Linked DNA regions of Homo sapiens: regions 2 and 3 are each linked to region 1. A link is a contact called in ENCODE Hi-C or POLR2A ChIA-PET data. All regions are on one chromosome and are shown on one strand. The core of a region is the stretch at or near the end of the contact, and the rest is flanking DNA. Distances in the headings are between cores, read along the strand shown. Region 1 holds the start of TDP1 (tyrosyl-DNA phosphodiesterase 1). Region 2 holds the start of ITPK1 (inositol-tetrakisphosphate 1-kinase). Region 3 holds the start of MOAP1 (modulator of apoptosis 1).

Region 1 (3,877 bases), core at 980-3,479:
TAGGCTTGTGTAGACTCCAGTGGAAAAGATTTCTACTTCATCTCTGGGCTGAGGTGTTAAGAGGAAGCTAAAATTCAGCACTGGACACATCTCTGAAATTGCTTATAAAGCAATTTATAAACATCCTAAGCTAGCCCTGTGAACTTTTCTTAGGATCCATTCACCTTTGATCGTCTACCCCATCCCCAAATATATAAGAAAGCTCTACCTTGGAGGGCTTGTACCCAAACAGCATTACAACAGCAGTTTTAAAGTCCTCTCTGCTGAGATATCCTTTGTGATCTTCATCACATGCTTTAAATACCTGAAGAACATTAAATAGCTTTAGTTAATGAGACAGAAATGGTTTATTTTTATTACTAGTTTATTATACAGTTTGGACCTCGAAAATCTAAAACTTGGCCCAGCGGTAGAGTATGAAAATAGAATTTCATTATCCCAATATTAATTCTCAAGAAATCTTAAAGATGGACTGAAATTTTCTTAAACATGGGCTGAAATTTCCCTCAAAGTGCAAACGAGTTAACCGCTAGGTGACGCAAATTAATTCATTTAGGCCACTGAGATAAATTCTACCCAAAATTCAGTCCTGGAGTTAGGAAGGTGAGGCAAAGGGGCTGGCTTTGAAAGGCGGGAGAGATGCAGACTCAAGGTTACCATTAATAGACTATATAGAGAGAAAGGAGATGGAACTTGGAGGTAGCCGTAGTCCTGGACGGGGAGCCAGGAGCCCTGCAGCTCCAGGATCAGTCATTAACCACGACCCTTTGGACAGGCAGCCCAGGTCTTATCTGCACACCCGGCAGAGTGAGACCCAGACACGGGAGAGGAAGCGAGAGGCCCAGGCCAAGCTGAAGTCCGAGGCTCAGTCGCCCTCCGGAAACCTACTTCCACCCACTTCCTGTGTTCCGAGGGACTGGCTTCCCACGTCCGCGACCTGGCTCTGGCCTCGGAGAAGAACATCGCGACTACAACAACCGAGCCCCAGCAACCCAACCAGCTACCACCGCTTTCCCAGCCTGGCTGGCAGCCTACCGCGGCCACGCCCACCGCGGCTCAGGAAGCCGAACTTCACCGCGCAACTCCGACGTCTCCTCCCATTGGACAACCTGCCAGCCACTCGCGTTAATCCCGCAGGGCTATTGGCCAGAGTCTTTGTTTAATTACGTTTCCTTGGAGCCGCCCTGGCAGTGAGGCGCCCAGGCCTGCCCCCAGCACTTGGCTCCACCCCCTGACTGTCCCTTAACTCGTTGAGCGCGGCTGGAAATCCAAGCGCTTCTAGGTGCTGGTTCAATGCCTGGTTCATGATTTATTTCATTCTCTCCCTCCATCTTGCAATAGGTTACTTTTAATCATTTAGATCTATGACACTATGCTAAACGTTATAGGAGACAAAAAGACTGTGAACAAACAAGAAGAACCAAACGAAAAGAGCCAAGTCCAGGATTCTCGTTCAGATCAGCAAGTCATTGGGATCGAGCTCCTAGGGCAGCTACTACATCTGTTATGTCCTCAAGATAATCCCAGCACCTAGCACTGTGCCTGGCACAAAGTAGATCTTCAATGAAAGAACGAAACGAGCCGTTATATTTACACAGATGTATTTCACTCAGTCCTCTGGAAGAGATGCCTAGTGTGAAAGAGATTCCAAGAATAAATACCATAAACAGCACCGAGCCCAAATCCCACAGCAAACATCCTTATTAAAGGCAAGGAACGTGGGGCGAGTTCCTTTTCTCAGAAGATTTTACGAGAACGCAACTGTTGCGAAGAAGGAACAGACATTCGAGGTTCTGAGTCCAATGGGAACTCATTTAACTTTTTATTTTGCAGCAGATTTCAAAGTCTGCACCCAGCCCCTCCCAGGACACAGGTCTCCTTGCAGCTGCCTTTAACCTAAGCGTATCCTCTCTCCACTTTAAACCAAACGCCGCTGCATGGAGCCCTGGGAGCCTGAGCCATGAGAATCCTGTAAAGAGGGTGAGTCTTGCTATTAGTTAACTAGAGCGAAGTTAGGGGACGCCTTTCTGGTTCTCCTCTCGTTTTAAGAAGTCTCCAGGAAGTAAGCCAAGAGCTAGGAGAGACCAGGTTTCCCCAGCCCCGTCCTGGGTAAACACCCGGCGGGCTTTAGGACCCAGCGGTGGGCTCTCCGGAAGGGGAAGGGGCCGGGCCTCGAGGCACAAGCCGCTGCCGCCAGGGTTTGAACTGCGCGCATGCGCGGCGGCCGCCGAAGGGGCGGGATCCGAGGCAAGCGTTGGTTCTGTGCGCCTCAGGTACGTGTTGGGCGGCAGTGGGCGCGGACTCGGTGCGGTCTCTCGCGGGCTGCGGTCGGGCCCGGGATCCTGCTCCTGGCCGAGTCGCGGTGCGCGGGCTGCTGGGGTCCGGCAGGGCTGGAGGCGGACCGCGAGGAAGCGGCGCGGCCGGGAAGATGGGGCAGGGTCGCCTCGGCCCCGGGGCCTCGGTTTCCTCCGATCACAGCGCCTCAGGGGGCGCGCACGGGCGCTGCGGAGACCTGTGTCCTGCCGGGGCGCGGCGCTAGGGGCCCCTGCTCGGGTTTTTATTCCCAGACCTAAGCTTACAGGTGCGTGGTCCCAGAAAGTGAGTAGGAAAGCGCCCACCACGTGCCAGGCGCTTAAGCTTTCTGTGCTCGGTTTCCCAGTATAGGAGGACGGTCACGGTACGTAGTATAGAGTTGTCCTGAGGGTGAAGCGAGTTTACACTTGGTGAGGCGCTTCGAATCGTGCCTGGCCGGCCCCAAATGAGCACGCAGTAAGGTTAGCAGCTGCTGCCGTCACTTCCTCACGTTCTGAATCTGCTCCGTCCCCAACGCCTTCAGCAAGAGCCCTCTCACTTCCTTTGTCTTCAACCCATTCTCCGCAGAGTTGGAGCACACAGCTGTATTAAAAAGGCAAATCGAAGGCCGGGCGCGGTGACTCACGCCTGTCATCCTAGCACTTTGGGAGGCCGAGGCGGCTGAATCACTTGAGGTTAGGAGTTTGAGATCAGCCCGGGCAACATGGTGAAACCCCGTCTCTACAAAAATAGAAAAATTAGCCGAGCGTGATGGTGGATGCCTGTAATCCTAGCTCCTCGGGAGGCTAAGGTAGGAGAATTGCTTGAACCTGGGAGGCAGAGAGGTTGGAGTGAGCCGAGATTGCGCCATTGCGCTCCAGCCTGAGCGGCAGAGCGAGACTCTGTCTCAAAAAAATAAATGTAAATCGGACTCCCCTTCTTAAAGCCCTCAGTGGGGTCCCATTGATCATTGCATAAAATCCAATTTCTTTAACAAGTCTTCTCCCCTCACCCGCTTCGGACCACTGCCTGCCTTGCCTAAGTCCTTTCTTATGACCTCTTTCCCACCTCTGCCGGCTGGGTTCCCTCTACTTGGGAATGCTCTTCACCCCATCATTTAGACAGCAGGTTCCTTTTGGCCCTCTGGGTCTCATTTATATGTTACTTTTTAAGTATATTCCAAAGGTCACCCCTATTTTTCTGTCTCATACTTATAAAATGTAATGAATGTCTAACTCATCTTGGCTATTAAAATTTTTATGTGTGGGTCTGTCTCTTCTGCCCTGAAATTAGCTCTGCTAGGGTAGAAACTATATTGTTAACGCCTCATTCCCAGTTTTTGGTACATAATAGCTGCCCAGTAAGTTATTGAATGAATGAACTCCAGGGGGTAAGCATGATATCCATTTCACAGACTAAAAAACTGAGGCTCAGCAGTTAACTAACCTGCCCAAGTGCACATTTACTCCCTAGTCATGGCCGGGTTTGAGACAAGGGACCATGTTTGCCTATTACTGGCCACACAGGAACTCAATTGAGGAGCATGGCCTCCAGGCCCAGCTGATGGTCTTTAAGCTCAATGAGA
Region 2 (4,067 bases), core at 160-2,659, 3.2 Mb after region 1:
GGCTCTAATGAGACAGCAAATCACCACATACATGCCAAGAATTGCTACTCGCTTCAACTGGGCTTAACCTCATGATATGCAATGACAGCCTCAAGAGCCGAGCACACGCGGGGCACATAGTAGGTGGTCCACAAACGTGGGTGCCCTTTCTTCATGAAAGGGAAGGGGACGAAGGAAGAAAAACACTCCGGTCCAAAAGTACCCTCAAGCCCTTACCCCACAGCGTGGATGCCCCGATTTCCCAGGTCCCTCCGCAACCCTCAGTAGAACTCCCACCGCGCCCTGGGCTGCTGGGGGCCTCCCCAGCCGGGTCACAGTGCACCTGAACGCCCCGGTCCGTGCCACCTCGCCCGCACCGGCCACCGCTTCCCTGGAACGCGGCCGGCGGCCGCCACCGCCACCTGGCTGCTCGGACTCAGTCTCCCCGCGCGCCGCTTCTTCCCGTTTGGCTCCGATCTCCCAAAACAACTAATGAGGCTGCACCGGGCTCGGGCCGGGGGTCACCGGGCTCGGGCCGGGGGTCCCCGGGCGCCGGCGCCGCGTCCCTCCTTACCTGCACAGCTCGGCGAAGGCCTGGAAATTCAGCTTCTTGATTTTCTTCTCGCTCAGCCAGTAGCCAACTCTCTTCCCTTTCAGAAAGGTCTGCATCTTCCTCCTCGGGCGGGGAGCCTGGGTCCGGAGGAAATCGCCCACAGGCCGAGTCTGGCGGCCGGCGCGCGCCGCGAGCGAGTGGGCACCTCCTCCCGGCGGCGGGGACGCGGAACGGGGATCGGAGCTGGGGCGCGCAGTCCTGCCGCGCGGAGCGGAGCGGGGCGGGGCGCGGCGGGCGGCCGGGAGGAGGGAGCGGCGCTCAGCGCGGAAGGCCACTGGCTGGGCCAAGCTGCCACCGCCCACGCCCCCGCCGCCTGCGGGCTCGCCCGCCCGCCCACCGGCTCGCGAGCGCCGCGCCGCCCGGCCTGCCGGCTGAGGCTGGGGCACGGCTGAGCCTGAGTCTGAGTCGGAGCTGGGGCCAGGGCCCGCAGGAGGGGAAGCCGGGCCTCCGCAGACACCGCCCCCGCCCTGCCCGCCCTCCCGCCGCGCGGGCCCGAGCCACACGCCCTCAGGCGGCGGCAGAAGCGCGGCCTCCGAGCCCTTCCTCCCTCCTCCTCCCGCCCGGGTCCTCGCCCTCTGATGTTCCCAGCCGGGCCGTAACCCCTGGGCGCGCTTGGACCCCGGCGGGGCGCACGCGGCCACTCGGCCCGGCCAGAGATCCTCACCCGCCGCCGCCGCCGCCACTTCCTCCTCGGCCTGGTCCTCGCGCGCTGCCCGCCGAGAAGGGCGGCGGCGAGCGCCCGCGCACTCGCCGCCCCTGCCCGCCGCCGCCCCGCGCTGGCCCGGCCGCCCCGCTTGAGCCCGCGGCGGCGAGGAAGCGGCGGGGCGGCCGCCAGGGGGCAGCGCCGCCCGCCGCCTCTTAAAGGCGCCGCGCCGGCCCTCGCGGCTACCCGGCGCCTGTTTGTGTCCCCGGGTGTGGGGTGCGGGGCGCGGGGCTTCCTGGGGGCGGCCGTGGCCCGGCGGTCTTACTTCGGGAAGGGAGCCGCGGTGTGGGCGTGTGTTCCGCCTGGCCTTTGGGGGCGACCGAGCCGCTGAGTTTCGGAAACGTCTCTGTACCCCCAGCAGGGTTCAGCACCCCCAAGGCAATCCATTGCAACTGCGCCCGGAAGGAGACCTTCCAGGAATTCGCCCCTTCCCTCGAGGAAGCGGACCCTGGCCCAGGATGGGGCCCCCCGGGGGGGTGGGTGAACACCCAGGGGCCCTCCTAGGCGTAGGACGTGACCACCAGTTCTCACTCTAGGTCCCCTTCACTGAGGGGGGAAGGGGCGGGGACTGGAGGCGACAGCGACAACAGCGGCCGTCCCCGGAGACCCCTTCCTCAGGGGTGCGGGTCAGCGTCGGCGCCGGGGAGTCACTAAACCCCGCCTACCCTGCCCTGCCCTATGGGGCAGCCAGGGAGCTTTCCTGCCTCAATGGTCTCTGGGTTTGGGAAGGAGAAATGGACTTCTCTCCCCAGGCCCAGGCAGGAAAAATGGATTCCCGTGGAGGGAAGGCTCAGAAAAGTTTGAGAGGAGACACTGAAGCTGGCCTTGGAAATCAAGGAGATTTTGATGGAGCAGGGAAGGGGGATGAGCTTGAATTGAGGCTGGGAGACAAGAAAAAGCCAAGTTGCCAGCGGGTGACCAAGACTTCCCTTGATCACACTTGAGTCAGGCTCCTCCGAGACCTCTTTCTGACCAGGCCCCGACCTTGGGCTCTGTCCTTGGCCTTCTTAGTCCAGTTTTAGCCAGAATCCTGCTGTCAAGAATATCTCCACGCTTGGTATGTGATCACCCTGGCCGGCCTACATTAAGAAACTCCGTCTCAAAAAAAAAAGAAAGACAAGGATCTCTCTATGCTGCCCAGGCTGGAGTGCAATGGTGCAGTCATAGCTCACTGCAGCCTCGAACACCCCTGCTAAACTGATCCTCCCACCTCAGCCTCCCGAGCAGCTGGGACTACACTGTGTTGCCCAGGCAGGTCTCGAACTCCTGGCCTCAAGCTGTCCTCCCACCTGGGCCTCCCAAAGTGCTGGGATTGTAGACCTGAGCCACCCCGCCTGGCTTCCCTGCCATCTTTAACGAGAATCTGATTAGTTTTTTTCTTTAACAAGGTAGAGAAAACGGATGGATGGAGAGTGGAAAAGACGATGGGTGGGAAACAGGACTCCTCCAGGGGGCCAGCTAGGGACGGGCACTGCATGCCTTAGGCAAGGGTACTGCGAGTTTCATAGGCCATGGGAGCCTAGAAGGTAAGTGGTGACAGGTTCCAGGGTCAGCTCTGTGGCTTAGAATGCCTGGCTCCTGGGGGGGACATGGAAAGCTGGATAAAGGGAAGATCATAGCAAGGACCCCTAGGGCCGAGGCACAAGATGGATAAAAGAAGGCTAAGGGAGGCTGCGCATGGTGGCTCATGCCTGTAATCCCAGCACTTTGGGAGGCCGAGGTGGGCACATCATGAGGTCAGGAGATTGAGATCATCCTGGCTAACACGGTGAAACCCTGTCTCTACTAAAAATACAAAAAATTAGCCGGGCGTGGTGGCGGGCGCCTGTAGTCCCAGCTACTTGGGAGGCTAAGGCAGGAGAATGGCGTGAACCTGGGAGGCAGAGCTGGCAGTGAGCTGAGATCGTGCCACTGCACTCTAGCCTGGGCAACAGAGTGAGACTCCGTCTCAAAAAAAAAAAAAAAAAAAGAAGGCGGCTAAGGGAGTAAAAACGAAGGGGATGGGGGCAGCAACTATAAACTTGATACTTGAAGTCAGCAGTAGGGATTACAGGCATCGACTTTAAATGTCCTGCTGTTCTTAGGAACTGAAAGACCAGTTGAGGCTGGGTGGTTCAGGAGGGTTCCTGGAATTCCCTCACTCCTTTGGCAAACACACGAGAGCCCAGTGTGTGGCAGAGGAAAATGGACACAAGCCATTGATTAGAAACACGGGATGAGGCTGGGCGCTGGGAGGCCGAAGCAGGCGGATCACCTGAGATCAGGAGTTCGAGGCCAGCCTGACCAACATGGAGAAACCCCATCTCTACTAAAAATACAAAATTAGGTGGGCATGGTGGCGCATGCCTGTAATCCCAGCTACTTGGGAGGCTGAGGCAGGAGAATCGCTTGAACCAGAGAGGCGGAGGTTGCGGTCAGCCGAGGTCGCGCCATTGCACTCCAGCCTGGGCGGCAAGGGCAAAACTCCATCTCAAAAACAAAAAAAAGAAAGAAAAAAGGAAACGTGGGGTGAGAGCTGAGAGGGAAATGGGAAGGAAGATGGCAATCTGTCCCATTTTGCTGCATGACTGGGGAGACTGTGGCATAGGATCTTGAAGGATGAGTAGGAAGGAGTTCAGTGGGGGAAGGAGGCAACATTCCAGGCAAAGGCGAAAACAGGTGCGAAGTTTCAGAGGGTGAAAAGGGAAGAACACCGTAAATAAGGGCACGGTAAGATGGAGATGGGCAGGAAGATGAGGCCTGAGAAATGGACCAGGGGAACTTGGGAGGGAT
Region 3 (4,410 bases), core at 1,375-3,874, 3.2 Mb after region 1:
TAGATGTTTTGATGACACATAGCAGAAATCTGTGGTTCAAGATGGTCATTGCAAACTTAACCAATCTCAGCATTCTATTCTGCCTTTTGTTTTGATTGCACAGAATCAATATAATTCTGATTCATATGGAAAATAACTTAATATCTTAACCTCCGCTCAGGATCTTCATCATAAATGTAGGTCAGTACATACCTAAAAATTGTCAATGATCCAACATGGTCACATGTGACATGCTACACTTGCACCTAGTACCAAACAAGCTGATACTTCAATGAGATCTGGTTGGCATATACACCCAAGCCTTGTCTGTCCCCTCAGAGCACTGCACACAGATAGTGAAAGAACTTGTGTACAATAAGAAATTCACAGGGATGAGGCTGGGCGCAGTGTCTCACGCCTGTAATCCCAGCACTTTCAGAGGCCGAAGCAGGTGGATCACTTGAGGTCAGGAGTTCGAAACTAGCCTGGCCAACATGGTGAAACCCCGTCTCTACTGATAATGCAAAACTTAGCTGGGCGTGGTGGCACATGCCTGTAGTCCCAGCTACTCGGGCAACTGAGGCAGGAGAATAGCTTAAACCTGGAAGGCGGAGGATGCAGTGAGCCAAGATCACGCCACTGCACTCCAGCCTGGGTGACAGAGCGAGACTCTGTCTCAACAACAACAACAAAGATATTCACAAGGATGAATTTAAATAGGTAAATGGCAGTGTAGAACTACATCCTTCCTAGTCAATTACACCTTTAGGAGACTTTAAATAGGCACAGAAACGACAAAGGGCTTATACTGAGAATTGCACAAAAATGAGTTACTTGGCAGCACAAGGTAGGGATTGTATGTGTCACAAGAGTATATAGACTGTTCTACCTTCATGCTCTACTCATTGCCATATCCCTTCGTGGTTCCCTGAGACTCAGGTGAAATTACCTTCCAATATTGCCTGGAGAAGGGCCTCCTCCTCCTCAGCTGCCTCATAATCCTTTATTAGTACCAATAACTGCAAGAAACCAGGGGCTGGGCCATCCTCTGGCAGATTAAGCTCTCTGCGAATTGTTTTGTGGACTGCCCCAGCAATGACTTGGTCTAGGCGGGCCTGATTCACAGCATCTCTCTCAATTGCTCCTCTCTGTACCAGCTTCTGTAACAAAGGCTCCAGCCTTAGTACATAAGCCGACAACTTTTCCTCATCCTTCTGGTAAGTGGTTAGATATTTGACCTGCAACTCCCTAGGATTATCTGTAACCCCAAATACCTCCTCAAGAGCCTGCAGACATTCATCGACAGTAATTAAAGGATTGTTTATCTTGAGGACACGAATAACATCAAGTGCTGGGCCTCGAAGGCTCTCTAGCAATCGCCTTCTCTTCTCTACATCTGGCACCTGCCACGCCTTTATCATCTGAGTAGTATGAAACATCCAGCGTCCAAATTCTTCTTCTCCTGGTTCTGGAGACTCCCTGCCCGAGAACACTCTCAGCTTTTTATACTTCAAGCATTGCAGGGCAGGCTGAAGAGCCTCTAATGCCTGTGCCAACATAGGGGCCCACATTTCCGGGATCATGCCCTGCTCTGGGTCTAAGGAGCCATTTTCATGTCCAAGAGCTCTGCTCAACTCACCCACTGTCATGCCCTCTCCCGCTAAAAATTCATTTAATCTGCTTAAAAATGTATTATCTGGGTCAGGGGGCTTAAAGATCACTCTCCAGATACCCCCTTTTCCCGGTATCTCCTTAGGGACCAGGGCGTGACTAGTCTCCGCAGTAAGCCCTACTAAGGCTACTTTCCTGTTCTCATCCCTCCTGAACATCCTTCCAAGCAGTCTGTACTCCCCCAAGGGAGCTAAACCAGCCTGCAGAGCCTCCTCGATTTCTGCCACACTGCAGCTCTGGGAGATGCCGGCAATCAATAGCGCTTTCCGAGGGTTCATGTCCATCCCCCTGCACCAGTCTTCTAAAAGCCTCAAAGTCATGGTGCCCGAAATAATAGACTTAAGTTCTAAATATGCCAGACCACAGGCGACCACCGAAATTCAAAGTAATCCTCCGCGGTACCCCAGAGAAATCTTGTCAACGTGCCGAGGTCCAGCAGCCTGCAAGACAGAGCAGACAGGTTAGCTAAAGGTGCCAACGTCCAGGGCAAGCGTGCAGGCCCCAAGCCCCGCGCGCCCTGCCCCCAGCGGCGACGCCAGGGCAGCCGCACTGCGGCGCGCGCCCCTCACCCCTCCCAGCCCTGGTGCCTGGCGGATGTCGGGCCTGCAGGGCCGCGTCGGGCCCGCTTCCACTCACCGTGATCTAGTGCTCGTGCCCGCGTCCGTGCGCCGGCGGCCAAGGTGCCTGGCCGGGCCCCGACGAGGCGCGGGAGGGCAGGCTCCCCTAGGCTCTGACGGACACTCGGGGGCCACAGCGACCGATGCCGGTACTCCAGGTGCCTGTGGTACTGTCTGCAACGAGAAGTGATGGGGCGATGACAGTCGCGAGCGGGCACCAGGGGGCAAGGCTGAGGAGCGCTGAGTCGCCAGACCCAGAGAGCCACCCACCTGGAGGGACGTGCCGCCACCCGCGCCGCCGGAGCTCCGGCTCCAGCCCGGATTCCACCTGTTTTGGTCTCGCTCGGGGAAGCTGCGCGGCGGGCGGGGGCGATCTGACGTCATGAGGGGCGGGCCTCGGGGGCGGGGCGCGCGCGCTTCCGGCCCGAGCCGGAAGCTCCGACTGCGGCGGCATCCGGGACGGCGGGCGGGCTGGCCACCACGGGACAGGAAGGTGAGATCCGGGACCTCAGCTTTGCAAGCAGGCTCCGCCGGCGACCGCTGACGGGCGCTGGGCTCGCGGCGCTGCAAGGCGGCGAGGCCCGGGCCTGGCGCCGCCTGCGCAGCCTTGGTCGCGGCGTGCCGGCGCTGCAGCGCGGCAGGGGGCGGGGCCGGCCGCCCGGAGGCCCAAGTGGCGGGGACGCCTCCCTGCCGGGTCAGGTTCTCAGAGCGGGTCTCCGGCGGCGGCGACGGGGGCCGGGCCGCGCGTGACCCGCCGCAGTCACGCCGTTCTTAATCACTAGTAGCTGGTGCTCCAGGCTGGCGGCGCTCACCTTTCTCCTAGCCGGGTGACCCAGGGGATTTATTTTATGTTGGCTTTCTCTGAAATGCCAAAGCCACCCGATTATTCAGAGCTGAGTGACTCTTTAACGCTTGCCGTGGGAACAGGAAGATTTTCGGGACCATTGTAAGTGCTTAGGAGTTACTGTCTTAACTTGGGGGCTTGACTTGTAGCACCCCGCGTTCACGTCTGAAGCAGTACTGTTATGCCAGAAAGTGTTTCACCTGTCAAAGTGAAATGTGCTGTGAGAAACTAGTTTAATTCCAGTTTCTGGAGGGCGGGTATTATGGACCTGTTTAAGTAGGATGCAGTGATTTATTCTGAGGGATTCCCGTTAAAAAGCAGAACTCAGTATATACTGAAATCAATGGTTTTTTGTTTTTTTGTGTGTGTTGTTTTACTTGATTGTAAGTATTACACAAAACAACCTGTAAGTTTTACATTTCTTAATAGGTGTTTAATTTAATTATTTTAAATCTTAAGTGTGTTAGTGGGATATTTTAGAATTCTTTTTTTTTTTTTTTAATTAGACAGAGTCTCGCTCTGTCGCCCAGGCTGGAGTGCAGTGGCGTGATCTCGGCTCTCTGCAAGCTCTGCCTCCTGGGTTCACGCCATTCTCCTGCCTCAGCCTCCCGAGTAGCTGGGACTACAGGTGCCCGCCACCACGCCCGGCTATTTTTTTTGTATTTTTAGTAGAGACGGGATTTCACCATGTTAGCCAGGATGGTCTCTATCACCTGACCTCGTGATCCACCCGCCTCAGCCTCCCAAAGTGCTGGGATTACAGGCGCGAGCCACCGCGCCCGGCCTAGAATTCTTGGAGATAAAGCAAGTACATTTGGAGTAGTTGCCGTGACAGCATTACTAGACCCTAATTGTATTTTCTTTTTTAATTTGAAGGCACAGAGCATGGAGAATGATGAACTTCCGTCAGCGGATGGGATGGATTGGAGTGGGATTGTATCTGTTAGCCAGTGCAGCAGCATTTTACTATGTTTTTGAAATCAGTGAGACTTACAACAGGCTGGCCTTGGAACACATTCAACAGCACCCTGAGGAGCCCCTTGAAGGAACCACATGGACACACTCCTTGAAAGCTCAATTACTCTCCTTGCCTTTTTGGGTGTGGACAGTTATTTTTCTGGTACCTTACTTACAGATGTTTTTGTTCCTATACTCTTGTACAAGAGCTGATCCCAAAACAGTGGGCTACTGTATCATCCCTATATGCTTGGCAGTTATTTGCAATCGCCACCAGGCATTTGTCAAGGCTTCTAATCAGATCAGCAGACTACAACTGATTGACACGTAAAATCAGTCACC

The links. Hi-C counts contacts between places; a loop is a spot of excess contacts on that map. ChIA-PET counts read pairs that join two places held with the same protein, here RNA polymerase II (POLR2A). Pooled maps may share reads with other maps.
Region 2: a loop to region 1 is called in a map of CD4-positive, alpha-beta T cell, with 14 times the contacts of the local background. The contact joins the promoter of ITPK1 here to the promoter of TDP1 in region 1. A Hi-C loop is called at or near these places in 3 of 168 maps with a recorded cell type or tissue (B cell, CD4-positive, alpha-beta T cell and CD4-positive, alpha-beta memory T cell) and 7 of 50 pooled maps.
Region 3: a loop to region 1 is called in a map of CD4-positive, alpha-beta T cell, with 7 times the contacts of the local background. The contact joins the promoter of MOAP1 here to the promoter of TDP1 in region 1. A Hi-C loop is called at or near these places in 2 of 168 maps with a recorded cell type or tissue (CD4-positive, alpha-beta T cell and CD8-positive, alpha-beta T cell) and 8 of 50 pooled maps. POLR2A ChIA-PET finds 5 or more read pairs at or near these places in 1 of 52 experiments (Caco-2).

The regions. Positions count from the first base shown.
Region 1 is chr14:89,953,698-89,957,574 of GRCh38, forward strand. It overlaps TDP1 (tyrosyl-DNA phosphodiesterase 1), which reads left to right and starts at 2,230. Exons shown (of 17, transcript NM_018319.4): 1 at 2,230-2,273; 2 at 2,881-3,103. EFCAB11 (EF-hand calcium binding domain 11) reads right to left here and starts at 1,033. Exons shown (of 6, transcript NM_145231.4): 1 at 889-1,033; 2 at 209-304. The coding sequence starts at 963. RefSeq lists an enhancer at 762-1,262 and a silencer at 2,328-2,557.
Region 2 is chr14:93,114,516-93,118,582 of GRCh38, forward strand. It overlaps ITPK1 (inositol-tetrakisphosphate 1-kinase), which reads right to left and starts at 1,410. Exons shown (of 11, transcript NM_014216.6): 1 at 1,257-1,410; 2 at 554-790. The coding sequence starts at 648.
Region 3 is chr14:93,182,273-93,186,682 of GRCh38, forward strand. It overlaps MOAP1 (modulator of apoptosis 1), which reads right to left and starts at 2,625. Exons shown (of 3, transcript NM_022151.5): 1 at 2,538-2,625; 2 at 2,287-2,441; 3 at 1-2,090. The coding sequence starts at 1,970. The coding sequence ends at 915. LYSET (lysosomal enzyme trafficking factor) reads left to right here and starts at 3,045. Exons shown (of 2, transcript NM_001098621.4): 1 at 3,045-3,213; 2 at 3,988-4,410. The coding sequence starts at 3,134. The coding sequence ends at 4,399.